2 separate regions of the Homo sapiens genome follow, and region 2 is linked to region 1. A link is a loop called in an ENCODE intact Hi-C map of the cell type or tissue named here. Cell type or tissue: Caco-2. All regions are shown on one strand. Links, peaks and the distances in the headings refer to the core of each region. The heading gives the core; the rest is flanking DNA.

What was found. Hi-C counts contacts between places; a loop is a spot of excess contacts. Peaks named below come from ENCODE experiments on the same cell type or tissue, not always from the same donor. Only the 100,000 strongest peaks of a DNase experiment are listed, where the experiment ranks them.
Region 2: it touches region 1 in a loop (8-fold over the local background); 4 of 110 quality-filtered maps call a loop at or near these places.

Annotation. Positions count from the first base shown.
Region 1 is chrX:65,578,770-65,584,846 of GRCh38, forward strand. No RefSeq gene overlaps it. Among named protein-coding and RNA genes, the nearest start is that of LAS1L, 47 kb to the left of the region's middle. In Caco-2, for the core only: a CTCF peak has its summit at 3,381 (motif pointing right); a DNase peak (open chromatin) is centred at 3,352.
Region 2 is chrX:66,200,917-66,205,856 of GRCh38, forward strand. HEPH (hephaestin) reads left to right here. Exons shown (of 21, transcript NM_001367233.3): 13 at 2,448-2,661. Among named protein-coding and RNA genes, the nearest start is that of HEPH, 39 kb to the left of the region's middle. In Caco-2, for the core only: no CTCF peak of the experiment used is centred there; a DNase peak (open chromatin) is centred at 2,405.

The DNA of each region.
Region 1 (6,077 bases), core at 937-4,936:
GGATGGGCACAAAAGTGCCTCTGTCCTCTGTGCTGAGGATTCAAGGTGAGGTGAGAACCAGACTTAGTGTCTCCATGAATCAAAAATATGGAGTGGAAAAGCAAAAAATTTAGTTGAAGGAACTTTTTATTTGGTAAGCTTCATGCCAAGAAGCTCAGCTAATTGTTTTCCACTAAATCAATCAGGTGAACCAATTTGACCAAAACGGACCAAATGGTCTGCTTAGTTTTGATGTCATGTAAACAATAACTTCTCCCTGGGCCCCAGTTTTCCTACTAATACTAGTCTTATGTATGATGCCTATTACTTATATAATAGCAACACTATAGAATTATTTCTTAGGTTAGTTTCTCTGGTTCGGGATACACTTCTCCCCCACCTTCAATTCCAAAACAGCTGCTCAGAGCTAGAAGAGAGCTGCATTCCTTTTTTTTAACAGCTACTCAGAGGTAGAAGAGAGCTGCATTCCACCCCCCACACACCCTTTTTTTTTTTTTTTTTTTTTTTTTTGAGATGGAGTCTCACTCTGTTGCCTAGGCTGGAGTACAGTGGTGCAATCTCGGCTCACTGCAACTTCCACCTCCTGAGTTCAAGTGATTCTCATGCCTCAGCCTCCCCAGTAGCTAGAATTACAGGGGCCCACCATCACGCCCAACTAATGTCTGTATTTTTAGTAGCAACGGGGTTTCTCCATGTTGGCCAGGCTGGTCTCAAACTCCTGATTTCAGGAGATCCACCCATCTCGGTCTGTCAAAGTGCTGGGATTACAGGAATGAGCCACCGCACCTGGGCATGCATTCCTCCTCTTAAAATTTCATTCTTTGACATTCCAGTGAAGGATGAGGAGTTTATCTGCAACATGGCAGCTGTTAACCTGGAAGGTCTGCACAAAGTGGCCCAATTGTAGTAGCATTCCAGTTGGGATCAGACCCCAGTGCTGCCTCCTCTAACCAGCATCCAAACTTCTAATCCTAGGCTGGCTGGATATCCTTCAAATCTTCTGGGTTCCATGGAGTTGGTTAGACTTTTCCTTTCCTTCCCACCTCCAGTCCTACCCCATCTCTCCCATCCTTTACCTGGCCCAGACACTTTTCTAGGATAAAGGCTTATTTTCAGCACTCTATCGCTTATTATCTCTTTCTTTTTCTCAGGTGATTTTGCCCCCTCCCGCCTTGAGTCTTGATTTGGCTACAACATAAGAGGATGTCTGATGCAAACTAGCTAAAACCATGTAAAAGCTTTCAACTTGGGAAACACTAAGCTCCCCAAAGTCAGGTGCCAGCTCCTTTCTAAAGCCCTGGCTTCCTAGTTCAAGCCCCATACCTAATAGGCTATGGGTTGAGGACAAAGTTTGCCTTAGATCATAGAGATTTCCAAGTTGCTGCAGGTGTTTGAGTACCTAGTCACTGGAAATGGGCATTGAGGGGTAGGAGGAGTTGGGCCTTGATTATCAAAATGTGATTTTGACTAGAATGATCTGAGATCTATCCAGCACGGATATTCTCCGTCTAATCAACTTCATCTCTCTGAGCCTCAGTTTCCTCCTTTGCAAAATAGAGATAACTCCGCTGGGTGTAGTAGCTCACACCTGTAATCCCAGCACTTTGGGAGGCGGGAGGATCACTTGAGCCCAGGAGTTCAAGAGCAACCTGGGCAACACAGAGAGACTCCATCTGTATTAGACAGACAGAGAGAGAGAGAGAGAGAGAGAAAGAGGGAGCTCTCCACATCCTGCCAACTTCACAGAGCTATGGGGGTGCTAATTAGATGGCCATCCAGGTGGTAACCTATTATGGCCAGATTGCCCTGGCATTCTAATTGTTAGATGTTGAAAAGTAGCTGAAGTATATGGAATACTCCATGGATGTAAAGAGGTTAGATAACAAGTATTAGAATCATCCGAGCTCCAGAATCAGCATCCCTTTGGGGTGAGGGGACAACTCCAGGAGACAATGGCATTGTATGCTCCAGGTCTGAAGAGGGGAATGGATGGAAGAGAAACTTGTGGTCTGAGCCCTTCATGTATGGAAAGTTGTCTTGCTTTACTCCTAGGAGTTCCAAGCCAACCAGGAAATTGATTTCTAAGATCACTTCATTTAAACATCATTGGGCTGCATAAATTCCATCTCAGCCCACAAAATATGCTTTGACCCCTGCCTAAGCTCCTATTACCCCCACTGGTCTCCATTTTCCCTTCACTTATTATCCTTTCCTCCCCTCACCCAATTTTCTAAGCACCACAACCAGCCTGCCAGCAGCCAGCTCACTCAGGGCCTCATCCTTTGGACAAATTCCTAGAACTCACGGCCCAGATGGGAGAATAATGAAGATTCATTTACCCCAGGACTCTTGCTTGATTTGTTGTTGAGCCTCTGCCTGATTTTCAGTCATCAGCCCCCAATTTTATTCCCAGAGCCAGCAAGGGCCAAGCCTCATTTTCCTGGGGGCCCAAATCCTCCCCCATTTTCCTTCCATCCAGGCTTCAAGCCAGAGGCCAAACGGGGGTCAAGGATGACGGCTCATTGGCAGGGCCAAGCAGGTGGCCCTGCCCTAGGTTCAGCCCTAGGGAGCTTCTTGTTTTCTCCTGAACTTCCAAGAATCTCCATTCCCAGATGAGGCATGCTGTCAGATCTTGGCATATGACACCAAATATGTCCCCCTTTCCCTCTTCTGCCTGAGTCTAAATGTCCCTTTTCCTTTGACCTACAATGTAGAAGATTCTTGCTAAGAGCTGGATGAGGAAGGCTTCATGGGGTGGGGCGGGGCGGGGGGTGGTGGGTCGCATCAACTAGAGTGCAATTCTATGTGCGAAGAGGGAAAAGCCCAGCTTCCGAACCTCCAAGATAGCTTGTTTAAAATTTCTATTGAAAGAATCTAGGGGTATTTACCTCTCAGCTCTGGACGCTGAGTTTTCAGACCTGCATATTTTGGGTAGAAGGGCCTGTGTCAGGCTGTGAAGCCAGTTCCTGGCAGGCCAAATGTGGCAAAGAACCATTCAGTAAAGCAGCCAGCCCAGCAACACAGGCCCAGGAGGCAGCTTCGGAGCTGGTTCAGCTACAGAAGGTCTGAGACGCCTCTTCCAAGCCCCTTTAGGAAGCCTGACTCTCTGGCTTTCAAGCTGCCTGCTGTCCCCAATCCCTCTCTTTCTGGTGCAGACACTGAAGAAAACGGTTGTCTCTTGTTTCCTGCCTGGAGCAGCTGGGGCTACTTGAATATTCTGCGGGATATTCCTGGAAGGTGACCTCCCTGTATCCTCCTCTTTCGGAGACAAAGGCAAAGCAGGATGTGGTTGGGAATTACACTTTTAAGGAACAGGACCATTAGGTGACGCTAAGCCTCTTAGCCACTATGTGGCGCCATTTACCCATTTTTCTGTGCAAGGTTAGTGGGCGGTGGCTACACGCAAAGCAAACCAAATATCAAAACTCGAAAACTTTTCAGGGATCTAGTTCTGACTAGGCTCCTAATATGTTGAGGGTACTTGGGCAAATCTCTTGACCTCTAGGCGCCTCAGTTCCTCATTTTGTGAAATAGGAGACAGATGGTGGGGGGGTCCCTGAAATCCCTTCCAGCTTCATAATTTTGCAACTATGTGAGTGAATTCCCAATGAACATCCAAGCGATGCAATTTTGGGCCTTTGGGTCACACACAGGGTGGGTAAAAAAAAAAAAATAAAAGCGCACAAGGGCCAAGGCATGGGTTTGGGGGTGAGGGTGAGAAGGGGGTGGTCATGGAAGCAGGGATCCTCTACAACACATGGGCCAGGATTTTTCTTGAGCTTTCCATGGCGCTAGGGAAAAGATAAGGAGCCATTCATTTGCTTAGTAAACATTGATCACAAACTAGATGCCAGGCACTGTGTGATAGAGGCAAGGCTGCGGTGGTGGGTGGGAGAGAAGTGAATGGTGGGTGGGACACCAAGATGAGTAAACCTCAAAGTGTTTACCAGCCAGTGGGGAATAGATGAGTAAACAAATAACCAGTGCACAAGGAAGAATGGAGTCTGTGCTAAATAGAACTATAAACTGCTGGAGGTGACAGGGAGGAAGGAGGGATATATTCTGACCAGATAAGAAAGGTCTCACAGAGGAGGAGCCATTTTAACTGGGCTTTGAAAGATGAACAGATGTCTGTGTGTGGTGGGGGAGGGGTTTGGAGAAAGGGAGAGCAGGAGGGGGAGGGAAAGGCAGGCATTCTGGGCAGAAGGAATGGCTTAAGGAAAAATGAGGGATGGGTACATTATGCTGTTTTGGCGGAATAGGGAGTAGTCTGAGGTGGCAGGAGAGACGGAGTGGGAAAAGAGTTCACAAAAATGGTTTGGGGCCAGATTCTGGATTTACAGAGACTTTTCACCTGGTCAGATAAGGTACAGAGCGTATGGGACAGGCTCCCAAGATATGGACAGAGTTCTAGCCCTCCCGTATGGAGAGGGCAAGACCCAGTACTTCATACGTATACAAGGCCACCAAGGGACAGTTAAGGTGAACAAGGCAGGCAAGCCTGACTGAAAGTATGGTAGATTAAAGGGGAAGGGAGCCTGAGAGGGCATTCTGAAGGAGGGCAGTCTTCCAACAGCGAGTATTCCACTCTCCTCTGTCCTAAAACCTACATAGTAGAAGCTTTTAAAAATTATTTAACTTATTATTATTATTTTTTTTTGAGACAGAGTCTCGCTCTGTCACCCAGGCAGGAGTGCAATGGCATGATCTCAGCTCACTGCAACCTCAGCCTCCTGAGCAGTTGGGATTAAAGGTGCTCACCACTATGCCTGGCTAATTTTTGTATTTTTAGTAGAGACAGAGTTTTACCATATTGGCCAGGCTGGTCTCCAGCTCCTGACCTCAGGTGATCCACCTGCCTCAGCCTCCCAAGGTGCTGGGATTACAGGCGTAAGCCACTGTGGCTGGCTTATTTAACTTTTATTTTAGGTTCAGGTTTGTTATATAGGTAAATTGCATGTCACGGGGGTTTGACTGTAGATTATTTAGTCACCCAGGTAATAAGCACAGTACCCGATAGGTAGTTTCTCAATCCTCTCCCTCCTTCCACCCTTCACCCTCAAGTAGGCCCTGGTTTCTGTTGTTTCCCTCTCTGTGTCCATGTGTTCTCATCATTTAGTTCCCACTTATAAATGAGAGGATGCAGTATTTGGTTTTCTGTTCCTCATTAGTTCACTTAGGATAATAGCCTCCAGTTCCATTCATGTTGTTGCAAGGCACATGTTATCACTCCTTTTAATGACTGTGTAGTATTCCTTTTCTTTTTTTGGAGACAGATTCTTGCTCTATTGACATGGCTGGAGTGCAGTGGCATGATCTTGGCTCACTGCAACCTCCACCTCCTGGGCTCAAGGGATTCTCATGCCTTAGCCTCTTGAATAGCTGGGGTTACCGGTGTGTACCACCATTGCCAGCTACTTTTTGTATTTTTGGTAGAGATGGGGTTTTGCCATGTTGCCCAGGCTGGTCTCGAACCCCTGGCCTCAAGTGATCCACCAGCCTTGGCCTCCCAAAGTGCTGGGATTACAGGCGTGAGCCACTGCATGCAGGCTTTTTATGTCTACATAGTATTCTATGGTTTATATGCACCACATTTTCTTTATTATTATTATTATTATTATTATTGAGACAAGGTCTGACTCTGTCGCCCAGGCTGGAGTGCAGTGGCATGATCTCAGCTCACTGCAACCTCTGCCTCCCGGGCTCAAGTGATTCTTGTGCCTCGGCCTCTCAAGTAGCTGAGACTACAGGCGTGTGCCACCACACCTGGCTACTTTTTGCATTTTTAGTAGAGATAGGGTTTCACGATGTTTCCCATGCTGTCTTGAACTCCTGGGCTCAAACAATCCTCCTGCCTTGACCTCCCAAAGTGCTGGGATTACAGGCATGAGCCACCGCACCTGGCCCCACATTTTCTTTATCCAGTCTATCATTGATGGTCATTTAGGTTTATTCCATGTCTTTGCTATTGTGAATAGTGCTGCAATGAATATAGGCGCGCATGTGTCTCTATAATGGAACAATTTATATTCCTTTGGTTGGGTGTATACCCAGCAATGGGATTGCTGGGTCGAATG
Region 2 (4,940 bases), core at 228-4,227, 620 kb after region 1:
CTGGTTACTTGGATTCCCTACTCAGCTGCAGGCAGAATAGTTAGTAGAAGGTGGAGGAAGCTCTTTTCTGGAACAACAGAAGGGAAGTTGGGATGTTGCTCAGCTTTAGTGAAGTTCTTATATGGCAGGGAGTGGACTTGACAACACAGAGATTTTATAGGTACAGTACTTTTATTGGGAGGAAGGTCAATAAAATGCACTTATAAGTGCTATCAAATTGATATTCTGTGAGGCTTTCTACAGACTCATTTCTGATCTCTCCCTCTCTCTTTCTCTTTCTACCCATGATGCGCCCCACCCTCTGCCCCCTGCCACCCCGTGTGTGTGTTTGTGTGTGTGTGTGGTGATGTAACAATTTCAGCCTGGAAATCAGAACACAGGAGCCCTAGTTCAGGCTCTTTCATTAACTTGCTGCGTAACTTTGGTCTAATTACTTCCCTTCTCTCTAGCTAGATTTCCTGCCTTGATTCTTTCCTTTCTGCCTTCCTTCCTTCTGTCCTTTTGTCCTCCCTCCATCTCTCCTTCCCTCTATATCCTTTTTCTTCCTTTTATGAAGATATTTGACTATAATGTTTCTTCAGATTCTATGTATTTCTAGAATTTCATAATAGAGCAGTTATCTTTTCTTTAGTCCCTATGGTGTATTTTTTTTTCCAGCCATTAGATGGCAATAGTGTTTGTAAGAACAACCTGTCAGCTCCACGCAGTTCCTATTAAACTTTTGTTTTACTCCTGTAAATTTCATTCATATCTGGGGGGAAAAACATCCTTGAACAAGTGTCTTCAACGCTTTAATAATATTAACCTAGTCCTGAGTTTGACAAACACTTGACATAAAGCTGGTCTCCTCAGAAATAGAAAGGACAATTTGGAGGCTATTGCAGTTTTCTCTGTGAGAGAAGCTTGTGGCTTGGACTCGGGAAGTGGCAGTTTAAACGAAAAAATAATTTTGAAGGAATTGCTGATAGGATTTACTGATGCAATAGATAACGGTGGTAAGGGAAATAGAAGAAGTAGATGTGGAAAGAAATGAGTAGACCCTTTCTTTCAACGTGTTTATAAACTAGTAGAAGGGATCATTTTAAAAGAGAGGGGCACTTAGCCCTTTAACATGTGGTTTAGATATAAAGTGCATTAGAGGTGGAGAAGTGAAGAATGTAGAACTCTATTTGGGCCAAAATAGTCAGGGAGGGCTTTCTGGAAAAGAAACATGAATTGAGTCTTGGATAATGAGTGGACTCTCATAGATACTTGGGGGTGGGGTGGGCAGGTAAGTTCCAGAAAGAGGATAACAAAATGAATGAAGATTTCAAGGTAGGAATGAATGAGATGTGTGAGAGAAACAGTCAGAGTTCCATGTAGTTGGAGTGCTAGTTGAGTTTGAGACAATGTGTGGGAGGTGGAACTGGATTGGTAGTTTGGTGCCAACTCATAGAAGGCTTTGAAAGCCAGGAAGAAGAGTTTGTAGTGATGGGATAAGCACTGAGCAGCAAAGTAAGGAAACAATGAGAGTAATGTTCTAAGAAATTTAGCTTCTTTTGATCGACATTGAGTTTGAGTATCCTTGAGTTAGAAATTTGGAGCTTAAGATCTGGTCCAGGCAACTTCACAACACAGACATTTAAGACTGTTACCTGCACATTCCATTGTAAAAAATGAGTGAAGGACCTTCTAAAGCTGTCTTAGGTAAGCATCCCTCTGCAATCAAGACATTCTCTTTCTTTTTACCTAACTATTGAAGTCTACTTTATTTCTTTGGTACTTGATAGGAGACAACTCATCAATGTTTTTCTTGGAATAAGAATTATTACAGCTATATTTACTTATTTATAGCATCACTTAACTGAACATTGAATATGTTCTATACTAAGCACTGTTCACAAATTATTGTGTTTAATTGTAAAACAACCAAATAAAGTAAAATAATCCTCATTTTACTGATGAGGGAACTGAAAAACACAGAGGTTTAGCAATTGCCACAAGGTTTTATGTGTGCATATATATATATATATATATATATATACACACACACACACACACATAATATATTTTTATATATGTATATATATATGATTTATATATAATAAATGAAAGATAGGGTTACCAACCATGGCAGTTTGCCTAGTACTGAGGGGTTTCTAGGAATATGGGACTTACAGTGCTAAAACTAGAAACACCCTGGAAGAAGTTGGTTATTCTAGCGGCAGAGTTTAGTTTTAATAAACCCAGTGTATGTAGCTTTGGAGCCGGAGCTCTTAACCTTTGAGCCCATTACTCTCAATAAACTTTAAATACTCTTTTATCTATGTGTAGTTAAGGCAAGAGCCTTATCTGAGACTATCTGAAACTAACTCTTTTCTGCAGTATGCCTAGGGAAAGGCAGGAAATCCCCCAGGCACTACCCAGGGATGTTCTGAGTCAGATTTTTCTCTCTGATCCTCCCTCAGGGACATTTGAGATTTATTGCCAGGCAGGCAGCCATCGAGAAGCAGGGATGAGGGCAATCTATAATGTCTCCCAGTGTCCTGGCCACCAAGCCACCCCTCGCCAACGCTACCAAGCTGCAAGAATCTACTATATCATGGCAGAAGAAGTAGAGTGGGACTATTGCCCTGACCGGAGCTGGGAACGGGAATGGCACAACCAGTCTGAGAAGGACAGGTAAGGCTTCATAAATGGAGAGATTACACTTTTAGAAAAACATTTTGCAAATGAGAATACTGAAATTCTGAGATGAGGAGACTCTTATCTCAGGTCTCCTAATGTGATACCAACAGATTTGGGAGATGGGGCTATAATGCAGCTCTTATGAATTCTAGCTCACTGCTGCTTCCATATTGATATAGGGAGGGAATAAAGCTTGCCCACACCTTCACCCTCTTAATCTTTGTCTCTCTTCTTTCAGTTAGCTGGAAGTATTTACCCTGGGACTTAAATTTTACAGGATTTACTCAAGGGATTGAATGTCTCAAGCTCAGCTGTCCCTTGACAAAATGGCATTGCATTTATTAAGGTACAGACTAAGCTATGTAGCAGAAAATGTCTAAAACAGAGTGATTTAAATATGATAGAATTTTATTTCTTATTCACATAATAATACAAATATGAGCAATTCAGGGCTGGCAGGTGAACCCTATCATCCTCAGCACTTGCTTTCCTTTCTGGGGCCAAGATGTCTGTTCCAGTTGTAGCTATTCCCGGCTATCATGAAGAAAGAAAGAAAGAAGTCCAGGGCAAGCAGCATTGTCTATAAGGACACAGCATGGAAATTGTATATATCACTTTTTCTTATACTCTGTTGTTCTGAACTAATTCTTATGGCCATAATTGGCTGCAAAAAGAGTCTAAAAGATGTAATCTCTAATTAGTCAGCCATGTGCTCAGCTAAAAGTTAGGTGATTCTATTACTAAAAAAGAAGGAGAGAACGGAAATGGAGATACAAATTAGCAGTCTCCACTACTTTGTTTTTGGTGCTGTCACTACACTTTAGCAATTTTTACTCTTTGCGTTGTTCGTTGAAGGTTGAAGTCTTCCTGCTAAACATCTAAAAATTTTACTTTATTTTTAATTCTTGATTTTTGATGTTCAGATAGACATACAATTATGAAAACAAAAATCCATGGAATGTATGCTAAGTTTTCTGTAAACAGAAGCAGATAACTGGGCTGGACATTTTTTTGAAGATTCCATCTATCACCTCTGTCTATATACATGCTAAAAGGAAAATATGTTACTAATTGATACTGACTTTGAAAACACTAATTTAAGCCACAATTGAATTATCAGCAACTACTGAGAATAAAATTTGACTTTATGTAGAAATCAGTTATTTATTTAGTTCCTCTCACTTGTTTCTGATCAGAACCCAGTGAGATACTTCTAACAAGATCTTATAATTTAAAAAAAAGAAAAAGGAAAAGAGATATTTACATCAGTTTTTTAAAAATATAATATTAGTTGCTAGCATTCAGGTAGGGCCCAAGTGAGAATGGTTTTTTTAATAATTTGGACTTTTATTATAGATTCAGGCAGTACATGTGCAGGTTTCTTACATGGGTATATTGTGCAATGCTACATTTTAGAATATAAATGATCCTGTCATCCAGGTAGTGAGCATAGTATCCAATAGTTAGTTTTTCAACCGTTTTCCGCATCCCTCCTCCCCCTTTAGTAATCCCCAGTGTCTCTTGTTAAATCTTTCTTTTAATTAATTTCAACTTTTATTTTAGGTATGGGGGTACATGTGCAGGTTTGTTACATGGGCATGTTATGTGATGCTGAGGTTTGGGGTACAGATCCCATCACATAGGTAGTAAGCATAGTACCCAATAGTTTTTCAACCCTTGCCCTCCACCCCAATTTCTATTGTTGCCATCTTTATGTCCATATGTACCCAATGCATAGCTACCACTTATAAGTGAGAACTTTTTTGTTTTCTGTTCCTGCATTCATTTGCTGAGAAATTAATGGCCTCCAGGTACATCCATGTTGCTGAAAAGGACATAATTTCATTCTTTTTCAAGTCTGCATAGAATTCCATTGTTTGTACATACCACATTTTCTTTATCCAGTCCACCACTGATGGGCACCTAGGTTGATTCTATGTCTTTGCTATTGTGAATAGTGCTGTGATGAACATATGAATGCATGTGTCTTTTTGATAGAATGATCTATTTTTCATGCTTTTTTTTTTTTTGAGATAGAGTCTCAGTCTGTCACCCAGGCTGGAGTGCAGTGGTGTGATCTTGGCTCACTGCAACCACCACCTCCCAGGTTCAAGCAATTCTCCTGCCTCAGCCTCCCAAGTAGCTGGGACTACAGGTGCACGCTGCCACACCCATATATTGCCCATTTTTAATGGGGTGATTTGTTTTTTGCTTGCTGAATTGTTTCAGTTTTTGGAAATTTTAAAAAGTGACTTCCCGTCTCTGAACCTGGG